Linked DNA regions of Homo sapiens: region 1 is linked to region 2. Evidence: read pairs that join two places in POLR2A ChIA-PET (ENCODE). Cell type or tissue: OCI-LY7. All regions are shown on one strand. Links, peaks and the distances in the headings refer to the core of each region. The heading gives the core; the rest is flanking DNA.

The links. Peaks named below come from ENCODE experiments on the same cell type or tissue, not always from the same donor. Only the 100,000 strongest peaks of a DNase experiment are listed, where the experiment ranks them.
Region 1: POLR2A ChIA-PET joins it to region 2 with 5 read pairs; 5 of 35 experiments call an interaction of 5 or more read pairs at or near these places.

What each region holds. Positions count from the first base shown.
Region 1 is chr1:172,756,691-172,762,418 of GRCh38, reverse strand. No RefSeq gene overlaps it. Among named protein-coding and RNA genes, the nearest start is that of FASLG, 100 kb to the right of the region's middle. In OCI-LY7, for the core only: no CTCF peak of the experiment used is centred there; no DNase peak of the experiment used is centred there.
Region 2 is chr1:172,892,370-172,898,647 of GRCh38, reverse strand. No RefSeq gene overlaps it. Among named protein-coding and RNA genes, the nearest start is that of TNFSF18, 160 kb to the left of the region's middle. In OCI-LY7, for the core only: no CTCF peak of the experiment used is centred there; a DNase peak (open chromatin) is centred at 3,297; H3K4me3 peaks cover 771 bases; H3K27ac peaks cover 614 bases.

The sequences.
Region 1 (5,728 bases), core at 1,077-5,076, 140 kb after region 2:
TCCCTAGCCAATATGGGGTCTCTGGTAGACAATATCTCAGCCTCTCCAATTATTGCTTCTCTACTCCTTAACCACAAGTTTCTTCCATTTAATACAGAACGCCCTACCTTCCACTATAAGATAAAGGTCAGAGTCAAAACCAAAGAGTTTCACAAAAACAATAACCACCTTGTTCCCCACAACCTCTCTCTGCCTCATCACCTCCCCAAAGGGAAAAAAAAATGCAAGAAGGGATCTTTGTTTGAATGGAAATTGGTTAAACTTTTTTTTTCAGTTTCCACACTACTTTTTTTCTCTTGGTTTCTAGTGACCTTTCAGATACCGAATAATTAAATGCAGAAGCTGCCATAATTGAAAAATCTAAATTTAAAAGTGATACAACAATTCTGCCATCTCTTATTTATGGGGCAACTGAGACTCTAAAATTTCAGAGATTCCCTGCCTCTTACCAGCATTGCCATACCTTTCCAGGGATGCCGATGTTTTTTAAGTGATGAAAGAACTATGACTCACAGCTCAGAAATGTATCATGAGAATTTTGTTTTATGTCTAGAAACCTAGTAAGGGATGTTCAGGAAATATGTTCAGCTATAGATAGAGTTATCTATAACTGAAATATGTTGGAGATGCATGAGAAATTTCTCAAATTATAAAAACACACACAATCAGATTTCACTGCCTAGATCCCTAAACTCTCCAGCCTTCTGAAATATGTTTTTTAACTACCCAAATAAAATGGCCCAAGTCCAGTTCTCAAACCACCAAGTTCCAAACTGAGGGAATTCCTTGGTCATAAGACAGAAAAATGGAGTGATGTCTACTCTCCCTCCATCAGTTCATTCTGCAGCCTGACTCTCCATGACTACCTGGCTCTCACTCTTGGGACTGTTCTCCCCTTCCAACACTGCCTTTCCCACCCTGAATGCCAACCTTCTTTTTATGCCCTAAAGCACTTTGTTGTGTATATAATTAAATTTTAATGAAATTTTAGGAAGAAGTATAGTGGAGCTGAGATATTTATAGAGATGTTAGTTACTGCTATCCTAAAGATCCTTGACCACCTCCACCACAGACAAGGCCTTACATGCCAACAATTTCCTCAGGCCTCATGTTGGATGTCCCTTCCATGTATGTCCTCCCTTTTGTTTTTTCTGAACCTGTGAGAGAGGCTGCCCATGTATATTAGTCTCCATACTTTACTACACAGGGTAATTAACTTCTCCCTTTGTTTTCCCCTCTCTCACCAGGTTACTCATCAAAAACACCAATTAAGGTGATTTTTCTCAGCAAAACACTCTTTACTTAAGACAGATTTATACTATGCCTGTGGAAGGTAGAAATGGAGGTAGTTGGTTTTTGTTTTAAATAACATTCTTTTTCTTTTCACTACGAACACACACACACACACACACACACACACACACACAAGCACTAAAATATTCTGGAAGAATATGTACTCAATTATTAAAGAGATTATCCCTGATGGCTGTAATTTAGCAAAGTTGGGAGATTTGCCTGTGTGTGTGTATGTGTGTGTGTTATAAGACACTTTTTAGTTCCCAAGTCCTACTTTTCAATAAAAAATTAAAAAGTAAAAACATTGTTAGTGGAGACAGAAATTTGGGGATAATCCTTGATGGCTCTCCTTCCTCACATCCTCTCCATTTGCAAGTTCTACCTTCAGGATGTCATATGCCTACCCACTTCTCTCTTTCTTTACTATCACTGACCCCATTCATGAGCCACTACTTTTAACTTGAGTACCACAATAGCCTCCTAACATGCCTCCATGCTTTCATTTTGACAATTCATCCTTTATACAGCAATGCTAGAATTGTGTTATGAACACTTCCCTGATTAATATTCTTTGAAAGCTTCAGAAGGACTTAAGCCCTGCAGGACTTGACCCTGGCCTTTCTCTCCATCCTCCTTCTTGTTCACAGCACTCTCAGTACGCCAGTCTGGAGCACACCAAATTCACCCCTGCCCCAAGAGTTCAGCCCCTGTTTATCTCTTGCCATGGGGCTGGTTTCTTCATATTTTACATGTCAATGACACAACCACAGAAGGCTTTCTCCGAGCATACTACCTGACATAGATCACAGCATCATTCTCCAGTGGAGATGCTGGCAACAATACAACTGCTTGATTACTCATTTATCTGTGCTTCAAATGGAGTGTGAGTTCCACAGGACAGAGACCACATTTGTTTGTCCTCTCTTGCATCCTCTAAAAATTAATACGATATGTGACTAATAGAATGTAGGCATGAATAAATGAAGAAATGGAGCACCTTCTTTTTGGAAAGTGTTGTGCTGGGAAATTTATATATAGGTGTAAAAACCTGGCTTGTGTCTTCTAGGATCTTACCTTCAAAAGAGGAATAAGACATGAATAAATGATGACAATATGTTACAAAAATTCAGGAGAGGAAGATATGCTAGTTAAGGTAACCAAGAGCTTTGCAGATGAGTGTGTATTTGAGATGCACGCTGATGGATTAAGGATCAAAATTGCAATAGTCCAGGTAGAATTAGCAAAGACATGAACATATAAAGTACAAAACACAGCTGGGGGTGAAGGAGGGTGGTGGATTAAGCAATTTTCCTAGACGAGTTCTGTATAGTCTGACTTAAGTAGGGAAAGACAAGTTGGGACCAAATTTTCAAAGACTGTGAAAATCAGAATAAGAAGATGAAACATTTGGTTTTTAAAGAGAATATTAACATGATCACAGTAAATTTAAGCAAGGGGAATTTTGTTGTGGCCTATAAGAGCAACTGGAAGGTGTTTTAGTTTGCTAGGGCTGCCCTAATAAAATACCACAGACTGGGTAACTTAAATGGTAGGAATTAATTTTCTCCTAGTCTTGAGGCTGAAAGTCCAAGACCAAGATGTCAGTAGGTTTGGTTTCTTCTGAGGGCTTTTTCCTTGGCTTGCAGATGCTAGCTTTCCTGCTATGTGCTCACATGGTCTTCTCTGTGCATACCTGGGTCTGGTATCTCACTCTGTGTCCTCATCTCCTACTCTTATTAGAACACCAGTCACAGTGGATTAGGGCTCACCTTAATGGCCTCATTTAACTTGACTGCCCTATCCCTAAATGCAATCTTATTCTGAGGTACTGAGGCTTAGGGCTTCAACATATGAATTTTGAGAGGAAGAAATTCGGCCCCTGGCAGAAGGTGAGAGAGGAGAGGGGATGATTTTTGAAGTTGAATGTCAAGATCTCCCATCTTCCCTTCCTGAGTATCATGAGATCCCCTCTTTAGCTCTGTGAGTCATAAAGAAATGCTGGAGGGGTCTTTGATGTATTCAATTAGAAAATAAACCTTGTAATTTTAATGTAAAAAAAATGAGTATGATGGTTTCTGGTTAGTGTATATTCTCTTTCCTCCTTCCTATAATACCATGAAATTCTTATAAAAGTCAAAGTCAGGTTTTTGTATTCTGAATCTTTAATCTATAAAGACTGTGGGGAAAAAGTTTTTCATGGCTTTAGTGTCAGGAATGAATACTTTTCTCCTCTACCACAAGTTGTTACCTGATGAATCCTAAAAATTTTGTGAACAATTATATTCACTTTGTGAACAATTACATCAGTTCCTAAACAGGCCCATCTCCAATAAGTGTAGTAAATTCTAAGATAGATTTTCTGCTCTAGTTTCACCCCGAACCCATCTAATGTCCCCCACATTTATTTTCCCAATGCCTTATTTTTCCTATTCATTTACTTTCTTTTTAGCTTTGTGAGCCTTCATAAATCCTCTTTGTAACAAGGTAGAATTTTTTAAAGTATTGACTTAATAATTACATGGTTAAAGTCCTGCATATCACAGTTCCCACTAGATACATGCTCATGACCAAAAAAAAAAAAAAAAAAAGGAAAGTAAATTACAGAAAGAAAGTGGGAGGGGAGGAAAGGAGAAGTTCTCCTGTTCCAGCCTCCTCCCAACTCTACTCACACACTGAATCATCCTCTCTCTTTGTTGTTCCTCATTATCAACCCCATCCTCATCTCCCTGAACTCCTTTAGCTAAGAGGTGTTACCCATGTGATATTCCAGTGAAAACCATGAAGCCATCGGCTCACATTCTGACCGCACCTTACCTTTGGACACATGCTGTCTAATGTTGAAGTCTATTTTGTGTGCATATATCTTGTCTTCCTGAGTAGATCATCAATTTGAAGGGAAAATTCATATCTTTTGATTCTCTGAAAACCCACAGGTGTGTCACAATGCTAGGAACATAGTGGTTCATCATTAAATACTTATATCACTGAATTCCTTAATTCAGAGCCTCTAAAAAGAGTAGAAAAGTTAGAAATAAAAATAGCAAAAGCTAAAAGGAAGGTGCAGATTCAAGAAATACTCTCAGTTGTACCTGTGTGGGAGCTTCTTGAGACCAGGAAAGACCACATGGGGACTGACCACAGGACATTTAAAAGAGAGAAAGTCAATAGGAGGGAGGAAGGAATGCTCACAGTGTTCTTTGGAGGAATATTCAGACTCATGGAAAAGAGTTAGTCTAACAAGCAAAAGAGTGTAGGCTATAAAGGTAGAGAGAACCTAGAGGAAAAGAAAGGAGGATAAAAAGAGAACTGGCATTTGCTGAGCACCAGTGCCATCCAATGTGCTGAATGCTTAATATGACTTAATCTTCTCAGTAAAACTGTGAGCTAGGTACACAAAGAAACAGGCTGCTGGATGCTAACAATTTCCTTAAAGTCACAAAGCTCTTAAGTCACAACGCTGAGTGCTGAGGCCCAATCTCTCTGGCATTAAAACCCAAGCTCATGATTCAGTACCGCACACTGGGTGTCAAACCTGGGGTTTCAGTGATGTAAATGGTAGGAGATACATCAAGAGAGAATGATCTTAGAAGAATGAAATGAAGTGCAAGGTAGAGGTTTCCAAAGGAAAGATGGCAAGCACCAGACCTAAACAAGGGCATACATGCCCCACCAGGATGGGGCTATCTCTTAAATGGCACCAAACACTCGCGGGCAGTCCACTTTATTCCACAAAATTTGATAATTCACATAATCTCCCTTCTGGCTCCTGTGATCATTCTCTTTAAGTTCCCATAGTTAAGAGAATTTAACTTTTAAGTTTCCCTGTTTTCCCCTTTCCTAACATTGTAATTGAGCACTCCCAGGAAACCAAGAATACTGTTTATTGGCATGACATAACATATCTCATTTTTAAACTATGGTCCCTTCAGAGAATGAAAAGACGAGCCACAGATAGGAAGAAAGTATTTGCAAAACAAATATCTGGTAAAGGAATTGTATCCAAAATATACCAAAAACTCTTGAAATATCAAGTTAAAAAGCAAACAACCCAATTTAAAAATGGGGAAAAGATGTAAACATATAGTAAAGATGGTATATAGATGGCAGATAAATACACGGAAAGATCTTCAACATCATATGTCATTAGGGAATTGCAAATTAAAACAAGATACCACCATACACCAATTGGAATGGCAAAAATCCAAAACCAAAATACAGACATTAAATGCTGGTAAGGGTGTGGAGCAACAGGAACTCTAATTTATGGCCTGTGGGAATGAAAAATTGTACAGCTGCTTTGGAAGACAGTTTGAAAATTTCTTACAAAGCGAAGCATGGTCTTACCATACAACTGCAATCCAGCAATTGCACTCCTTGGTAGCTGTGTTTTACGTCTGAAACAAATCTTAAAGCTATTTGTCACTAGGAAATG
Region 2 (6,278 bases), core at 939-4,938:
TTGGTTTATGTTGAGCTGGCTGCCTCCTGTAGTTCTATTACTTTGGTTCCAATTTTATTCATAAAAACCTGGGTTTAATGATGTAGCCTATGACTATAAAATAAATAAAGCTAATGAGATATAAGGGGTTTGTATGCATGGCTTAGGCCTCTTTTGGACCCAACCTAGCTTTACAAGAATAGATTCAAACATTCATTTACAAAATTCCATAATTTTTAAAAGATGTTTTAGAAGACCTGAGCTCCTTGGAGGTACTTCAAGAACCATGATAGGAACCAAGATAAGGCTAAGGAAGTGTAATTTTTGATGATACAAGTTTCCTGAAGAGGCAGGAATAGAACAGAATGGAGAACACAGGTGAAAACACAAAGAGGAATATGTCTTTCACTGGATTCCAAAGGACGAAGGCAAAAATATATACAGTAAGATTGCAGGTGGGGTTTCATGAAGATAAGAAGTTCCTACCTGAAGACTACTTTTTTGGTAAAGTAAAAGGTGAGAGAGGTTCTTTGTTGAGATTGTGGGAGAATTCTTTCAGATAAGAGGCTTATGGAGAGTGCATGAGCTCTGAAATAGCTGCTATTGGAAATGGGAGCTAGAACTGATGAAATATTTGACTGTTGAGCAGCAATGAGGGCCAAGTTAAGGTTGAAGACCCTATAATGGCCCCAAAGTATAGAGAGAAAAGAGTTGGACCGAAACAATACATATTTTAAATAGTTTGAATCTTTTCAGGCTGGCGTGGTGGAAGGTCAATAGGCAAGTAATGAATCATGTAGTTTAGGCTGAATAGAGAAAGACAGGAAGGACAGGAAGAGGCTAAATACTTGGTGACCAGGAGGGATCAAAAGACTAGCAGTCTTGGGCAGGCATGGTGGCTGACACCTGTAATCCCAGCACTTTGGGAGGCCAAGGTGGGCAGATCATGAGGTCAGGAGATCGAGACCATCCTGGCCAACATGGTGAAACCCTGTTTCTACTAAAAAAAAAAAAAAAAAAAAGACTAGCAGTTTTGATAAGATATGAGAATAGCAGAAGTAACAGAGTGACAGGATTGAAGGACTACAGTCTATGATCAGAGAGCAGAATGCTTGAATTTAAGATTTCATGGGTGGGGGAAGTAGGGATGGTTAATGGGTACAAAAAGATAATTAGATAGAATAAGCAAGATCTAGTATTTAATAGGAAAGCAGGATGACTACATTCAACAATAATTCATTGTACATTTTTAAAAAACTAAGAGTATAATTCGATTGTTTGTAACACAAAGAAAGGAGAAATGCTTCAGCTGATGGATACCCCATTTACCCTAATGTGATTAATATGCATTCTACACCTATATCAAAATATCTCATATACTGCATAAATATATACACCTACTATATACCCACAAAAATTAAAAAAAGAAAAATAAAGATTTCAGGAGAGATTTCAGGTGGGTGATATCAAGGTCCAATGTATGGTCATTGGACTATATGGCTTAAGTGGAATATACATAAAGCTCACTGTAGTCTCTGTCCTATTTATCTCTCTATGTATCGGTCAATCAATTAATCAATCATCTTATCTAGCTATAACACTACTGGTCCCTAAGCATCTATACATGTATAATAGCTGACCATGCTTAAGGTGAGTTGCAGTGAAGTAACCGTCTTGTGAATGTTGTTACTAATAAGCTGATGCTATTGTAATTTTTGCATACATCTTGAAAAATGATCTGATTGGTTCTAGTGCTTCAATATACTAAACTATTTGTATATAGTATTTGTGTTGAGGCACATGTTGGTTTTTCCCTCTCCTGACAGTTATGAAAAAATTATTTTGACTACATTAGTGGTCAATATTCCTAGTTCTGATTATAAATATGTTACTACAATTTCTTCTACTCTTGTATCACCTCTGTTAATAAAATAAAAAAAATTGTATCTCAAATTACATATAATTTAATCCTGGAGTAAGGAATAATACTGTTTTATCTAAGAAGGTATTAAGGGCAGGCTGACAGGTGGAAGAAATTGGGTGTAAACTTTCAACATTCAGATATTTATGGCCTAAAATTCCATCATTATCACTTCATGCCTTTCAATTAAGCTCTAGTTAGTCTCTCTCCAGGTTTCTTTTAAAAGGCAATTATACACATCAAAAGAATAACCAATAAAATCCTGTCATGTTAGTGTAAATTAATTTATCACATCACTCTCCTATATGGTCCCTACAAGATGAGAAGACGAAGCAAGCATGGGAAACTTGGAAATTTGTGGGAATGGAGCACTGGCTGAAATGGAGAATAGAGTATAAAAACATGAAAAGCGAGTGTTGTAATACCTTCATCTTTTCAGCTATATTCAAAAGCCTTTAAAGGAAAGGGATCATATATTCTTACATGACTCATATAACAATTCTTGTCCTCTTAAAAATAAAGCATATATTTACAGGTGAATAGCTAAAGATTTCAGAGATTTTATTGCATATATATCCCAAGATCCCACAACACTTGTTACAAGATCTATTCCTTCAAACCAATGACTTCAGAAATCTTTTTAAACACATTACTGTGTTTCATGATTTAGAGGGCTGTATGCATAACTATGGATACAATAGAATTCCCATGGTGATTATGACAAGCCCCAAGGCAAGTGGTTTTCATCATATTTGTTGTCCCAATGTCACATTTGTCATCATTTTTGTTTGTCATGTCCCAGTGATATAAAGGAATTCATCCCTGCCAAGCCCAAGTTCAAAAGGTGAAGAAATAGACTCCACTCCTTGGTGGGAGGAGCAGTAAAGCTGCACTACAAAAAGGAGATGCTACAGGGATGAGAAGAATGCTTCGCCATTTTTGCAAATTAATCCACATACATTTTATAGACATAAATATAAGTGTGGAAGGATACATAGCAAACTGATAATATTGTCCACTTCAGGGAAAGGATCAGCAAGGGAGACAATATTTTATTCACTTGTATTTGTTTGACTTACACCAAACATACATTACCTTCATAAATTTTATTAAGCAGAGAGTTTTAGTAAATATAAAAGTTATAATAATTATATTTCTATCACCAAAAGTTTAATTTCATGGACACCTTAATTCATTAACACTCAAAAGAATAGAAAATAGAAAGAAAACACCCAAATAGAGCAAGTTTGTCAATATCATAGTACTATTGTTAAAGGAAACCAAAGGAAGAAATGACTTTACTGAATGATCCACAGAATTGTTTTGCAGTTTCACAGCTCACAGATTGTTTTTCACCGGACGCATCTAAGCTTCTAGTGTCGAGTTTCACTTTCAAATGTCAAAGCAACACCTCAGGAAATACACATGGCTCAGCCTGTTGCCTTTGCTTATAAAAAATCGACTCCCTTTTCAGTTAGTACTGATGGATGAAAGGACATTCTCTGATCTTTTCACCAGTAACCAGTCATATAAATCCTCCGATGAGCTCTAATTTAGTAATCTGAAATGTACAGTACTATTCACAAGTTTTTCATGACTCAGAATTTGCAAAGAATTTGATCAGGTTTCCTTTTCTAGTTTTGGTGGTATTGAGTCTGGGGAATTAATATCATAATGATCTATAAAAATGTTTCAGCTGGCTTTCGCGCTCTCTCGCGCTCTCTCTCTTTTTCTCTCTCTTTCGGTTAATATCTTTGCATCTGTGTTTCCACCAAAGAAATTTGGAACACATATCATATGACAGTGTTGTTGACACACCCCATATCTGCTCTTCAGCTTGTGTGGACACTTCTTTTTTCACTAGAGTGCTTTATTATGACTTACCTTGCTACTGTCCTGCAGGTGAACAACCCACAGACTGTGGTACCAAAATGTTTTGCGCTGAAGCTTGTAAGACAGTCACCCCTTGCATTGTTCATTCAGGCTTGATAGGATTCTCTGCAGGAAATCATCTTGAAGAGCTTGTCTTTGAAGAATACCTCTCACCACACAATTGCCCATATCTCAGGCCCTTTTTGTTCAACAGCCAAGTCATCATGTATTAATACTGTTTATACTGCCCTAAAACACAGGGACATCCAAAGGCATGCTACACCAGATAAGAGAATGAAAACCCCCTTCTACCAGTCAATCATCAGCTCTAAGGTCTTATTTCTATATTTCACTGAGTCATTTTGGAAATCATGCATGTGAAAGTCTTTTGATCTTGTATCAGCATTGGGGAAAATGAACAACTTTCTCGTATTGATTTTACAGCTAAAATTTCTCCATCCAACTGAATTGCTCAAATTGGTTAAAATCATAAATTGGCTGAAAACCAATACAAGCGAATAAAACATTGTGTCCCTTGCTGATCCTTTCCCTGAAGTGGACAGTATTATCCGTTTGCTATGTATTCTTCCACCCCTTTCTTTACAAACCAAAACAAATTGGTTAAAATCACAAATTGGCAGAAAATAACAACTTTCCAGTTACTGATTTTTTAAACATAAAGGTAATTTATGTATATCATAAGATCATAAGACTGTTTTATAATTTTTATGTTTTGATTCATTTTACATCTTTTCTTCAGAAAGTATTTGTTTAATGGTCATTTGGTTGCAGTTCTTTGTAAATGTTAATTTATATTTTAGTATTTTTATTTATTTTTGGAAACTATTTCTCACATTATTTGTGTAGCCTAGGTAGTTAGTTTACTGCAGGAAAAGAGTTTTATTGTTATCTGGCCACAAAGGTGATCTCGACGTATCAAATCTTATCAGAAAGTCTCGTCTTAATCTTTACTGAAATCTGGATGTTTCTGTTTACTTGGAATGCTAGGAGGTCCTTTTGAATGTTAGTCAGCTTTACTCTCCTTGTTCTCTAGACTTTTAAAGATATTTTCACAGGAGTCTACTAAAGACACCTTCCCCCCACTCAGCCCCAACCCCACCTCATGCACAGCCTCCTCTCTGGGATTCTGCCTTGTAGCATAAAGAAGGTCTAATTAGGATAAGGATACATCAACAGGCAAGGAGCCAAACACCAGCAGGCAAAGAGCCAAAGACCAGCCTTACTCTCCTTGGTGCAAGAATAAGGCTAAGCTACCAGAGTTCTGTGTTTTTGTTGGCAAAGCTCATGTCGTTTCAGGAAAAAGACTATTCCTGCCCAGGCCCATCTCCATGGTTCCAGAAACCTCATTGTCCTTTAAATATGCAGGCAACTATTCTGGGTTACCTTCACCACCAGCACCATCACAGTAATTCTGAAAATGACAGTTATTGGTGTCTCTGTGCTTTGGGAATACCCTTCTTCCCAGAATCACAGTGCATGTTAGCACTGGTGGCTTCCTCCTCCTCAGTCAGCTATCAAGAAAGCCAGAGATATCATCAGCCTTGGAAAGGAAAGGACAGCCCAACAGCCTTGCCATACAGGATTTTCCAGTAGACCTGATAATGAGAATTCTGAGATTATGTTGGTTAGGCCTGGAATGAAAAAAGAAAAACTCAGAGAGGGCAGGATGACATAGGCAAGGCAGCTAGCTTGGCCATCAATAGACTGCTCTTTCCAACTCTGTGAAACATCCTTCCTCTTCCCCTGGAGTAGTCCCTCAATATATGCTTCTATTTTCATTCCTCCCTGATTTTCTAGAGCCTGGTTCCATCATTTATGAACCCATTCCTTCTTAGCATGGGATCCCCTAAAAGAAGACACTGAGACAAAGATTCACATACTGATAGTTTATTTGGAAAGTCATCAGGGGAGTGGAGAAGTGAGACAGGAAAGGGGAGCAACCAAGGGTTACTACAATGGAGCAGACCAAAGAGTAATCCTGTGGAAAGCCCCAGGAACCAGCCTGGGAGCTGCCACAGAGGAATCTTACTGTGTGTCCAGGGAGGAATGTATACACCAAATTTCTTCCGTCATTGTTTGAGGGCTCTTCTAGGGGGTGAATAGACATTCTGGGACTTCTGTCCTGACACAAACCTAGGTAAAGCATCCTCCCAAAGGCTTAGAAACCTTCAGGCCAAGAAATGCAGATCCTGGACAGGAGGAGCACACTGCAGGTGGGGGTGGAATGGGCCAATGTCTGCCTTTCCTCACCTTTCCATTTGATAGAGGAAGAAAAAGAGAAAGAGGAGGAATGGAAAGAATGGAAAGCTTACCCCGCCCCCCAAAAAAAATAAAGACAGGAAAAGAGAAGGAGAAGAAAAAAAATTGATTTTACTATTTATTTAGCATCTACTATGTGCAAAGCATCTTACTGACTTGTCGTGGCAATCTTACAAGTTAGGCATTTTATCATACCTATTTTACAGATGAAGATACTGAGTTTAAA